2 separate regions of the Homo sapiens genome follow, and region 2 is linked to region 1. The links are chromatin contacts, found by Hi-C in ENCODE. All regions are on one chromosome and are shown on one strand. The core of a region is the stretch at or near the end of the contact, and the rest is flanking DNA. Distances in the headings are between cores, read along the strand shown. Region 1 has its middle 250 kb from the start of RPS6KA3. Region 2 overlaps PTCHD1-AS (PTCHD1 and PHEX antisense RNA).

The links. A loop is a pair of places that touch in the nucleus more often than their neighbours do. Pooled maps may share reads with other maps.
Region 2: a loop to region 1 is called in a pooled map, with 25 times the contacts of the local background. The contact joins two enhancer-like sites. A Hi-C loop is called at or near these places in 2 of 37 single-sample maps with no recorded cell type and 4 of 50 pooled maps.

The regions. Positions count from the first base shown.
Region 1 is chrX:20,512,117-20,518,462 of GRCh38, forward strand. No RefSeq gene overlaps it. Among named protein-coding and RNA genes, the nearest start is that of RPS6KA3, 250 kb to the left of the region's middle. RefSeq lists an enhancer at 1,820-3,019 and a silencer at 4,237-4,386. Within about 2 kb of position 4,200, at least 6 of the 41 ENCODE cell types and tissues checked have a DNase peak (open chromatin) inside an H3K27ac peak, as active enhancers do.
Region 2 is chrX:22,521,782-22,528,699 of GRCh38, forward strand. The region is part of intron 4 of PTCHD1-AS (PTCHD1 and PHEX antisense RNA); the gene reads right to left. It also overlaps the pseudogene RNU6-266P. Among named protein-coding and RNA genes, the nearest start is that of CBLL2, 250 kb to the left of the region's middle. RefSeq lists enhancers at 4,418-5,617, 4,546-4,675. Within about 2 kb of position 4,715, at least 3 of the 41 ENCODE cell types and tissues checked have a DNase peak (open chromatin) inside an H3K27ac peak, as active enhancers do.

The DNA.
Region 1 (6,346 bases), core at 2,950-5,449:
TATAAAAATAATCCTTACCAGTTAGAGATACACACTTAAGTATTTATTGGAATGACATGTCTAGGAATTATTTAAAAAAAATAGTGCATTTAAGAGCTGGGTGCCAGGTGAGAAATAACAGAAAAGTAGGGGAATAGATTATCAAATATTACCAAGATTATCAAATATTATCAAGATTATAGAAACGTTGATAGTTAAAGCAGAGTGATGGGTATAGGAGGGTTCATTACACTATTTTCTCAATTGTGTGCAAGATGGAAAATTTCTATAATAAAATGTTAGAACAACCAATCTCTTATTTTTTTTTCTTAGATGAGATTTAGTTTGCAATTTTTCATGAGAGAGATAGGTACACAAGATCTGAATTTACCGCAAATAAAAATTTTAAGGGTGTGTTTAAAGTGTGGCAATGTATATATCTTTCTACATGCTATTCTTTCTTGCAGAGAAAAATTGATGAGGAAAGTGCATAAGTAAACTGGATGTAACTTTTTTCTCTTTAGATATTCAGGTGGTCACTCAATTAACTCAATCAATCTGCCTGTGGGCACCTGCTGAGGGAGGGTGGAGACAGTCTGGGGCGAGGAAGAGAGGGGCCATGAAAGGTTAAATGTGCTAGGCCTAGAGTTTCTGTCGTCTGCATCTTTTGCGCTATTCAGAGTCAGTCTGCACCCTCAATGAGTGAACTGTTATTGCTTAGAGCTTTCTTTTTGTATTTTTTTTTTTAGTTTTTGGTAATAAATCCTAATAATGGAGCAAATTATGCATGAAATTGTCCATTATTTATAATTACTTCAGGAGATTTAGTTGCTCCTGGGGCAGTTTAGGAAGCAAACATTACAATTCCTTCTGCAATAAATTTTGCCTAACCAAAGGAAGTATGGTACTGGATTGGTTCTGCTTCAGTAGCATTTTTGCTTCTCAAACACCATAGATAAGAGAATTTTGTAGATATTCGAGAAGAATGAAAGAATACAAATTGAAAGACATACATATCTTGCCACCAAAATAGTCTTCCTTTTATTTGAAGCAAGTAGCTTACAAAAATAAGGAAAATCTGTGTGCAAAGAATTCAACTGCGTGCTCAAAAATAAAATCAAAATAAAAGTCAAAGTGTAATGCCTGTTGGATTAATAAAGTTTCTTTGTTTTCTTATAATAATACAAGTTGGCAGAGCTCCACCTACATTAAAGTATTTCCTGGCATAACATTCTTCATTTTGGTTCCCCTTCCCCCACCCCACTTTGGTAAGCTTGTCTTACTGACATTTCTGTTAATTGATGGCTGCTAGACATAACCACAAGGCAGACAGATTAGGAAAGAAAAGTTGAAGATTGTTTATAAAACGGGAAAATCCTGCCTTTTAAGTTGTAGTATTAGCCCAGGAATCTCAATTCACCAAGATAAAAATTGAAGGTACTGCAGTTATGATACAAGTCGTAGTAAATGGTGACAATAGGATCAATATTGGGGAAAACAATTAAGTTGATTCAAGGGTATTGTAAAGCATTCTTACTCTCCTAGAATGAATCTAAAAGAAAGCCTATCTTTAAGTTATTCCTGTACTAAATATCATTTTCAAATGTTGACTAGAAAGTGAGACTTGGTAATATGGACTTTTGCATTTGGTGAAGTTAGTAGCATAAAAGTTAAGAGCAGAGACTTTGGAGTTAGCTTGCTTGGATTAAAAATGTGACTTCCATGACTCAATAACTATATTATTGTTGGTGAGTTACTAGAGCTCTCTGAAATGCTGACTAAACTTCTTCATCTGAAAAACAGGGATGATAATAGGGTTTCTGGGAGAATTCAACAAAATAAATAACTTAGACCATCATTTGACACATGATGTGTTAAAAATATAAACTATGAGGTGATGATGACATGACTTCTGATCCTCATGAAGGTACACAATACAAAAAGAGTTCGAACAAATTGTTTTAAAGAAATGCCTACTTAGTTGTTTGTTGTTCAGAGGTTAAAACTATTGTTTTGTTTGTGGAACAAGTTGAGAAATAGGTTAAGTAGCCAACAAACCAACAGAACAAAAGAGACCAATCAGAACTGTCAATATGTTAAAACTAACAACAGTTCTGAAGGCTGATCTCATGAGAAGATCTGTTTCTCTCTCTAAAAGAAAATGGTCGATAGCACTGATTTTGAAGTTTTTTGGCATCAAGACTTGTGGAATCTCATCTGTTCAGTTAGTCATTAATTGGGACCAGCAGCTAATTTGAAATTGAGGTTTAATACCAAACATGATGGACATTCAGGCTGAATCTGAATCAGGAATGAAGTCATCAATCACAGTGACTTTGAATGTCCTGCTGTCATTATTAAACTCGAAAGAGGATTAACATTGAGTCAAATTACACTAAGATATAAATGTCAACACCAAATGCATCCTGATTCACATTAATTTTCCAGCTCTACATTCACTCTGCCTTTCCACATTGGGACCAAGCCATGATTCATAGGCAGCCCACTGATGAGTCATCTTCTGCTTATGTTTGGATGGGTCAGAATGCCCTGAGTGGGTTGATGAGGAGGAGGCAGAGAGGCCAAGGCTGTGACATAGCACAAGCCCAGGGGCTAGGATCTAAGTCCCAGGACCCAGGAGAGGGACCTGCCACACAATGTCTCTGGTTCTCAGAGGACTGAACTTCCAATGGACTCAACTCTCCCTGAATGAGGCTTCCATGATGACTACAGAATGTATCAGAGTCCTTGGGCAGAGAAAAATACAACTTCAGACCTAGAGGAATAGTCTTCTCCTCCCTAGATGGTCCTGGTTCTTGATATTGCAGACAGAGAATTACAGAACAAAGAGCACCCAAGACACCATAGCTGAAAGTCCCAACTAGGTGATAAACCCCACCTGGTGCTAAAAACCATCCAAACAAGCACTCAAACTAATATACAGGTCCTCTGATAATGATTCCAGTTGTTGCCTCAGATCCCAGCTTGAAATTCCACCTTTCATCTTCCTTTCCCCTTGATCTCCTCATTATCATACTCTAGTCCATCCTACCTCTGCCCAGTGGCCCTGTTCTCTACAGTGATCTCCCTTTCTGCCTATTTTAATGGTGAACACCCCCAAGTTCTACTGCTAGCTCATCATCTGACTCTATACCAGGCCAACCTCTCTCTAACATCTATTCATATTGAGAGGCTCTTGGCTGATGAGAATTTGCCATTCCTCCTTGGGTCATACACCTAGGTTAAACCAGTCACCTTCATAGAAAATTGAGACAAGAGGAACATCCTGAACCTCTACTGAATCAGGCAAGAGAGAGTGCTTGCTATACTGGATTCAGGATTCAAATAAAGATCAAGATATTACAATACCTGGCTTTAAGAAACTGAACTCTGAAAAGAGAAAGTTTTTACAGCCTCTAGTTTGAATGGTCTTTGCAGTCATGGTTCAAGTTTTTCAGTTTCTAAAGGCCATGTACAAATGTCTGGGACTTTCGGGACTTCTTCATATTCCATCCCCTGTACCAGCACCCAGTAGAGCATCCAGCCCACAACAGGTAGTTGGTAAATTATTTTTTTGATGCAACATAAATAATCTATCCTTGAGAAAATAGTTGTATAATATCTTTTCCGTTATAGAAACTAGACCAGCCATGAATTATATGTATTTACAGATCACTGGCCCAGAAAAGCTCAGGTCAATAACTTGTTGCAGTATTATGAGAGTTAACTACTGCTGCATCACAAACCACCTCAAATGTTGGTGGTTTAAAACAGCAATGACTTATTATTGCTCACAAGTCTATGGTTGGCTGGGATGGGCTGATCTAGGCTGGGCTCTGCTGGGGAGGCTCAGCTTCATGGGTTGCACCCCAGGCATGTTCCTAGAAGATGGCAGAGCCACAGGATGGCAAGAAGAAGCAGGCAAACTTCACACTGGCACCCTGACACTTTTGACCACATTCGTTTGACCAAAGGAAGTGACACAACTTAGCTCAAAGACAAGGAGTGGCAAAATACACTCTGCCTTTATGGAGGAAACTCCAAAGTCACATAACAAAGGGTGTAATACAGGGAGGGGTGAAAAATTCAAGCTGATCATGCACTTTATCACAAATACAATTTCTGAGAATGTGGGCAATTTGATTATAGAGGAGGGCTTTGTTGATGTTAAAATAATGAGCTCTGGATGACATTGGTTGCAAGGTACTCACTTCCTCCAAATGCTTACTCATTTGGTTCTTACTACTTCTAGGAGGGTCACAGTGGTTGAAACTAAAATTAGCTGTGTTCAAGTAAATGTGACTCATAAGAGAGCAATGAGGAAGCTGGTTTCATATGGCATTCCCTCCCTTCCCACCCTCACACACTAGGTAATACAAAAGAAAGTAGCTTACTTGTCCAGAGATGGGTTTATCTTGAAATCCCTAACTTCATGCAAGTTCCAACCAGTAAATTAACTGCAGTGGCTTTTCTATAGATAATTTGTTTAATCAGAAACCCAGGATAATAAAAATCTTTGAAGTATTTTTAATGATCTTTTCCTAGTTGAACTAAGTCAGTGTCCCTCATGGTCACCCAAATTAACAATACAAGTTTATGTTTCTTGGTATTGAATCTACAATTCTGATATACAAGAATCTTTACTGAAGCACGCAACAAAATGCAGAGAAAGCTCTCTCCACAGAGTTTTTGTGGTTGGTATTTTCAATTTCATAAGAAGATAAAATGTGAAGCAAACTCTAATTAAAGTATCTTCAGAAACATATTGTTTTGGCTTTGGCAATTATATAGCTACCTTGCTTCTGATGGCAATTAGAATTTTATATATACCAAAAAAAAAAAAAAACAATTTTCTCCCAGTGCTCTAATTTGAAAGCTCTGTGCTCCATGTGAAACAAGCAAAAGGTGGTCTATGTTGATTAATTAGGGGTTAGGATATTCAGAAATACTACAAAGAAAATTATCAGGGTGACTTTTCTGTAAGAAGCAAGTTTATAAACCTCTTGCCTAATTTGTACACACAACAGAAAAAGCACTTTAGCTCCACTGTACCCGTGTTCTTCCCTTGAGAAGGATGCTTCTGCAATAGCACGCAAATTTCAGGTAATAGTAAAAGATCATCAGAATCATCCTTTAGCAGAAAAACAAGCCAAAATACCCACCCACTCAGTTTCTCCCAGAGCGCTTTACTTCAGGAAGATAAACATGACTGCAATAAGAAATTGATGCAATAAAGAACGTACTTATGTTACATTTACAGCCATATCCAGGGAGACAGCTAATGGCACTCTAAAAATGGTCATTTTGTCAGAGCTTTAGTGTCGATTATTGATTACACACAGGAAACAGTGGCTTCAAATACCCAGTGACAGCACAAACAGCACCTGGTTAGGTCCTGTGCACGAACATGGTACACAGATGACATTTGGTACACAGATATACTTGGTTTATTTGATTAAAACTCCTGGTATCAGCAGGGAGAATTGTAACTAATCAGCTCTTTATTTTTTTAGTTCAATATCTAAAAATCGATTTCCATGAGTGTATCCATAAGGGATGAAGAAAACACTGATCAAAATTCACAAGAGGTCTTATACAGCCTGGTGGAGATACAGAAAGAATGCTGGGCTGAGTCAGAGCACAGCTGGTAACAATAGCTAGCATTTAATTAATACATCTCATGGTGCCTGGTACTGTGCCAGGTGTTCTGTGAGCATTAATCTATTTCATCCTTTGAACAGCCCTATAATGTGGATGCTGTTGTCATCCCCATCTTGCAGATGGGGCTGAGAGAGATGTTTAGAAATTGGTTCAGTCTCACAGCTAGCAGATGGCAATACCAGCATCCACCTTCAGACCCAACCCTTCTCCATTGCACCGCAGGGTCAAAATGTGCTGGACTCGAGTTTCCCTGTTTTGCTAACTTGAAGTGCATCCTCGAACAAATCCCTTTCCTTCTGTGGGCCTCTGTATTTTCATACAAAATTGAAGTAGTTGGACTAAATCAGTGGTTTGCAACCTTGGCTGAAAACTAAGATCACTTGGAGTGCTTTTATAAGGCAATTTGCTGAGTATTTACTCTATGCCAAGCATCTCATTCGATTCTCTCAATAGTACTGAGATCTCTTTGAGGAAATGAAGAACACCTGATCTCATGGAGGAAAAATTGAGGTTCGAGAAGTTTGGTAACTTGCCTAGCTTATATAGTTCATAGTCTTCAATTCAGACACACAGGCCAGTTACACAGTTCAGGTCTCCGGCATTTCTGAGAGCCATTCCTGGGCTTTGGGTCCTGGGATGAATTATTCTCATCCTTTAGTGACTTGAGACTGCTCTCCCTGTCTCCAGGCTCATCCCTTTCTAATCT
Region 2 (6,918 bases), core at 3,465-5,964, 2.0 Mb after region 1:
GATATGAGCAGAGTTCTGACAGATACTCCTGCATATACACACACCCTAACATGGTTAGTACATCTATTGTACCTGTATTTTGAGTTTGAAATGGTAGAGTTTTACTTAAAATTAGACAAGTTACTTCTATGAAGCAGATTTTCCATCTTTTTTTAACCTATCTCTCTGTATAGACCTACTGGGATCTAGAAGATTCAAATTTCAAGGCTGTGTCCATTGTATATTGGTAACATTAGTAAATGGTGATCTATGGTGATGGAATCTTTTGAACAACTGCTGAAACTATAAAGACAGGTATAAAAAGTCAAATGAAACTGTTAAAGCAACTCAGATGTATCTGGAGAAAGAACACATTCTGTACTCCAAAATGTTACCATTTCCTAAAATTACACTACCAAGATCTGTGAGTTACACATAATATAAATATTTAGTTGTTGATTTCAAAAGAAAAGAAAATGAATACACCAGTATACAAGATGCTTAAGACCTAGTAAAGTAGCCCTCCCAACTCTTTATTTGAAAGTGAAAATAAGAAATTAAATGGAAAGATGAGTTGAAAGAGAACAAGGATATGGAGAGTCATATATAAGATGGAAGAATTGGATTGACTGATGAGTTACCTGGAAATGAGAAAAAAAGCATTAAGCTCAACTTATGGCAATCCAGTGAAGTATGTTTCCGTTTTTAGTATTTTACTTTATCTCTTCTAGTTCCCTCTTTAAATGCAAAGACACTGGAAATGAGTTGGTAAGTAAGTCATTCCTACTAGGGTATGCTAACTTGTAGCCCTGTTTGTTTCTGCCACTCACTGGCTATATAGCCTTGGGTAAGTTACTTAACCTCTCTGTATCTCAGTTTCCTTATTTGGAAAAATTGGTGATAATAATTGTACCTACCTCATAGGTTATGAGGATGAATACATTTGCATATGAAAATTACTTACAGTGCTTGACACATAATAAGAAATACATTCATCTCTTCTGGATAATAAGCAAAATGAATTCAAATTGTTATAGCTTATGGAATTTGACATAAATCACACAGAAGTGTATCACAGTGTTATTTTTAATGATTTTTAACATTCAAAATAATTGATAAAAAAATTTGGCATTCCAGAGCCAAAACAAAAAGCAATGGTGGGAGTTACAGTTCTAACAGAAGGAAGTTTTAGTTATTAGAGCTGTCAAACAATGAAATAGATTGCCTTTGAAGTCATGTGTTGGATGACATGGGAAATATGTAACAGACTGGATGACTGCTTCTTACTGATGCTGGAGAGGAGGTTTGTGCATCAGAGAAAAGGTGTAAGTAAATGACCCTTTCAGGTCTTTCTAATTTTCAGTCAATGATTTCACAATTTGGCTCTAAGCCCTCTTTCTAATATTATATCTTATTGTTTCCTCATGCAAATCCTCTGCCTTAGACACCCAAGCACACTCATAAACACTTAACAAGTTTCATGCTTTCTCACCATTTGAATTTTCTGCCACTTTCTCCACTTTGTCTTTATCTTTACAGTATAGGCCAAACATTTTGAAAGTAAAAGTCTTAGTAAAAGTTATAAAGTATATGGTATATTAAAGCTTAATTTCCATGTACAATATTATTAGGACTTGGTTTTTCATAGCTATGCTATGCTTGAACCTGAAATACTTAAATGAATACATATGAAAGATGAAAAGATGAGTTACCTCCCCACCCATACATACTCATTTAGAAAGGGATAATCTGTGTGGGCTAACACACTTGAATTAGTAAAAATATCTCCAATCTTTTAGATTTTTTACTTATATTACAATTCACTTCTGAAGATGTGTAGACTTCAACATTAAAATTAAATAAGAAATAAAAGGATGTCTTTATACAATGCTTCGTCAAAAATATATATGTTAATACTTCCTTATGGAGGAAAGATTTCTGGGAGAAACGAAGGCAAGGGAATGAGCTGCTGGTGATTAGTTGGTTTAATAGTTTTACATATTTGTCGTCAGAATCCTTTAAACCAAAGCTTGGTGGGAGGCACAGTTTGAAAACTTAGAGTTGCTTTAATTAAGGAGGTGGTGGGAGAAAAGAAGATCCTGCCTGGAAGACTAAGAAGGTAATGGGAGTGCTCTTTAAAGCTGTGCCAAAGAGGTTCACAATACCTTTTTGCCATGAGAATCAGGACCATTTTCCTGTCCCGAGGGCAGCATGGGCTTGTTCTCACAGTCATTCAGAAGGGCAAATGAGAAGTTTTGTGTGTGCCTATGAGCTAAATAATCATTTTCAACTAGCTTTGTGGATTACAACGTCATTTTGTGACACAACTTGAGACTCTACACTGACTCCTCCATGTGGATTTCAAAACCCCTAAATTATGCCCCACCATCTTGATTTCCTAGTATTTTATATAAACTCACATCAATTTTTCCCCAATATTTTATTACGCAGGACCTGAAGTTTTCCTGGGGAAAAAGTATTAGTGCTAAAATATGCATTTTTCTATTGGAAATAATAAAATAGTCCAAAGATATTTCCCCTTTTCCATAAAATTCCAAGGGAAACCCACTTAGAAAATTTAGAGTGTAATTGAAGAATTCTACTGAGCATACATGACATAAAGTTAAACAATACTTGGGTAGAAAAATGTTTGGAGATCCCTGTCAGGACATAATTTTTCTGTTATTTAATGAAAAAGATGACTTGCTATGGTTTTTAAATCTGCTTAAATGTGTTTCATTTGATCACATTAATATTTGTACAGTTATTTTTCCATTACTCATGAAACACTAAAAACACTAAGCAATAATTGCACATGCTTTTTCCTTTTATGACCATACATTTTCCCGGACAGGTCTTATAAATTCACATATGTTATCAAAAACTTTTTTTTTTGGAGATGAAGTTTCACTCTTGTCACCCAGGCTGGAGTGCAATGGTGCGATCTCGGTGCACTGCAACCTCCACCTCCTGGGTTCAAGAGATTATCCTGCCTCAGCCTCCCGAGTAGCTGGGATTACAAGCACCCACCACCACGCATGGCTAATTTTTGTTTTTAGTAGAGACAGGGTTTCACCATGTTGGCCAGGCTGGTCTCGAACACCTGACCTCAGGTGATCCACCCGCCTCGGCCTCCCATAGTGCTAGGATTGCAGGCATGAGACACCGTGCCTAGCCCAAAACTTTTTATGATATATTAATAATATGTTTGACAAAGCAAATACTTTCAGTGTAATTATTCACATTGACTGAAAGAATCCTTTACTACAGCCCTCTATCTTATTGCTCACATAGATGATTCATTAAAAATCTAGATATATAGATGGCTAGACATGAATGTGGTATGGTTCTCAGAGCATAAGGTCTCCTAGATGGAGTAACGGAGGAGCATAACCTCTCCGTTACTCAAGGACTACTCTTATGCCTCCATCTCTAACTCATGGGAGGAATAGGAACATTGAACAGAGATTTGGTGCCTTCCTTTACTCACAGCTTGTACACAACTCACTGTGATGGTGATGTGTTTAGCCTGTGAACCTATGTAACAGAACTCGACAGGCAAAAAAATAGTTTCCTTCCACATTAAAAAGCAAACAGTGCAGCCATAGAAAAGAACGAGATCATGTCTTTTGCAGGAACATGGATGGAGCTGAATGCTATTATCCTCAGCAAACTAATACAGGAAAAGAAAACCAAATACTACGTGTTCTCACTTATAAGTGGAAGCTAAATGATGAGAGCTTATGAACACAAAGAAGGAAACAACAGACACTGGGGGTCTACTTGAGAGTGGAGGGAGGGAGGAGGGAGAGGAGCAGAAGAGGTAACTATCGGGTACTGGGCTTAACCCCTGGGTGATAAAATAATTTGTATAACAAACCCCCATGACATGAGTTTTCCTATGTAACAAACCTTCACATGTACCCCCAAACCTAAAATGCTAAAAAAAAACCAAAAAACACCCCAAAACAAAAAAATCTTTACCCCCAAAACCAAATAAAAACCCCCCTTGTTTTATCTAAATCATTATTAAATGCAGTCCTTCCTTAAAATTTTTACATTTTGTTATATTTACATAACGATAAAATCATTTCCCACTTGATATAAGAACAAAAATCTGTTAATTCATTATATTATTAGAATAAGCAAATTAATTACTGCTAACATCAAATTCATTTTAATTTCCATGACCGTCATATAGAGTTCTATACATAGAGAGTGGAACTCCACAATGAAAACGTGCTTAACTCTTTTTATTTCCTCCTCACAGCATGTTCTGCTTTAATGACATATTGAGGGAATAAAATACATGGAATTTTATTCTAGTATCAAGTGAGATTTTAAAATATATGTGAAAATATTTGATAAATGCTTTTTTTCCTAATGGGTGCACTTAGAAATTATAGTTTTAGGTATATTTATATTTTGGCCATATAGTCTCTTAAATAAGTAAAACAAAGCATACTGTAACAAACTATTTTGGTCAAAACTCTAAACAGTATATAGACTTCAAAATAACTTACTCAAAATTCATGAGATTTAGATTTCATGCTCAACTTATCAGGAGGAAACACATCCAAAATAGAAGTGGGTTGACTCTATAACTTCTACTCAATGGCTATATCTACATAACTGTGAATTAAAACAAACAAAAAACAAAAGCTAGAAAACTGAAATTGGTTCTTAGTCATTATGTCTAGTTATGACAAATCGAGACACTATGAGATGATTTTCTCCTCCGGAAACCAGGCATTCAAAGACTTCCAGTGACTCAGGATGGGAGTGTACAGAAGAGAAAAGAGGAACGAAGAAAGCACTGATGCAAGAAGACACAATTCATCAATTCATAACCACACCCTGATCTCCACTACCATAGCATTACAGCCATGATCTCTTTCAGCCTTCTCTCTGCCACTATTGCCCTCAGTGCTGATTTTAATAGATTTTACCTCTTTAGGATGGTAGTGATGAGGAGGGATACTGAACTACCGTGATTTGCCGTGAATTTTCCTAGGAAGGGCCCCAGGGGTCTGCCATGTAAGCGTAACAACTCTTATGTGAGTGTATCTCACTTTATACACAAACACTGTAATAATTTAATGTTATACATTTCTCAACCTGATATTATTTCCCTTTGATTATTTAGGTTGCACCTACCTCATGAGAAAGATTTGGAGAAGGTGTGAAAACTTTATCCCAAATCTTAGATGCTCTATAAATGTCTTCCATTTTATAAAGGCTATCTGAAAGAGAAGCAAGGACAATTCCGAAAAATTCTTCAATTTTAGGTTTGGTCAAACCAACAATAAATACAAAGAAATGGCTTCATCTGAGTAACTGATACTTCCAAGACTTGGCCATTGCAGTCTTTTGTAGATTATATAATTTACTAGTTAGATTAAAAATTATGGCAGGAGGAAATCTTAGAATGCTTTGGCTACCTATCTACGGATACAAAACCATGGTGTATAATTCCAACCTTATTAAAGCATTAGAACATTGGTTTTTAACTCTCTATTGGATTAGGACCAGGTATACTGGCACAGCTCAGTAAAACCTAAGATTGGAAATAATTTGAAATCTCAAAGTCATTGTCACCTTACCCATTTCACCTGGCTAATTACTTCCTCTCCTTTCATACAACCCAACAAATATGTATTCACATTAGTGGGGAAAAGAAGCTCTCCCTATATTTACACAATGGAGTGATTTTTGCCCTTCTAATTAACCAGCATGAGTCAAACGTTTAAAAGGTTCCAGAAGAAACTGTGCCTTCAATTAACATTCACAGTTTCTAAATTAATCACTGCTGACCTTAACATGCAGGAGTCTTAAAGACATGTTTCACATTTAAAAAATGGTAATTTTATTCAAAGAAATCTAACTACCTATGTTTCATAAGTGTTTGGTCATTGTTTTTCTCCTATCACTGCATAAGGAGTCCTAGAGTTTGGAGCATTGTTTCATCACATCTCTGGATAAAAGCCCTACAAATGATCTTGAGCATGATAATGATATTGTCTTCAATATAAAAATTAATAGTGACTCATTATACACTTTGAAAAATCCATACCATGCTCACTTCAGCAGCATATATACTAAAATTGGAATGATACAGAGAAGACTAGCATGATCCCTGTGCAAGGATGACACACAAATTCATGAAGCATTCCATATTTTTCAATAAATGTCCCCATCGGCAAGTTAGAAAGATCTCAAATTAACAACCTAACATCACAACTAAAAGAACTGGAGAAGCAAGAGCAAACCAACCCCAAATCTAGCAGAAGACAAGAAATAACCAAAATCAGAGCAGAACTGAAGGAGACCGAGACACAAAAAGCCATCCAAAAGATCAAGGAATCCAAGAGCTGTTTTTTTTTAAATATTAATATAATTGATAGACTAGACTGCTAGCTAGACTATTAAAGGGATAAAAGAGAGAAGACCCAAATAAACACAATTAGAAACGACAAAGAGAATGTTACCACTGACCACATAGTAATACAAACAACCATCAGAGACTACTCTCAACGCCTCCATGCACACAAACCACAAAATCTAGAATAAATGGATAAATTCCTGGACACATACACCCTTCCAAGACTGAACCAAGAAGAAACTGAAGCCCTGAACAGACCAATAGCAAGTTCCAAAATTGATTCAGTAATGAACAGCCTACCAACCGAAAAATGCCCAGGACCGGAAGGATTCACAGCCAAATTCTACCAGATATACGAAGAGATAGTACCATTCCTACTGAAACTATTGCAAAAAAATTGATAAGGAGGGACTCCTCCCCAAATCATTCTATGATTCCAGCATCATCCTGATACCAAAACCTGTCAGAGAGACAATAAAAAAGAGAAAACTTCAGGCCAACATCCTTGATGAACACAGAGGCAAAAATCCTCAACAAAATACTTGTAAACCGAATCC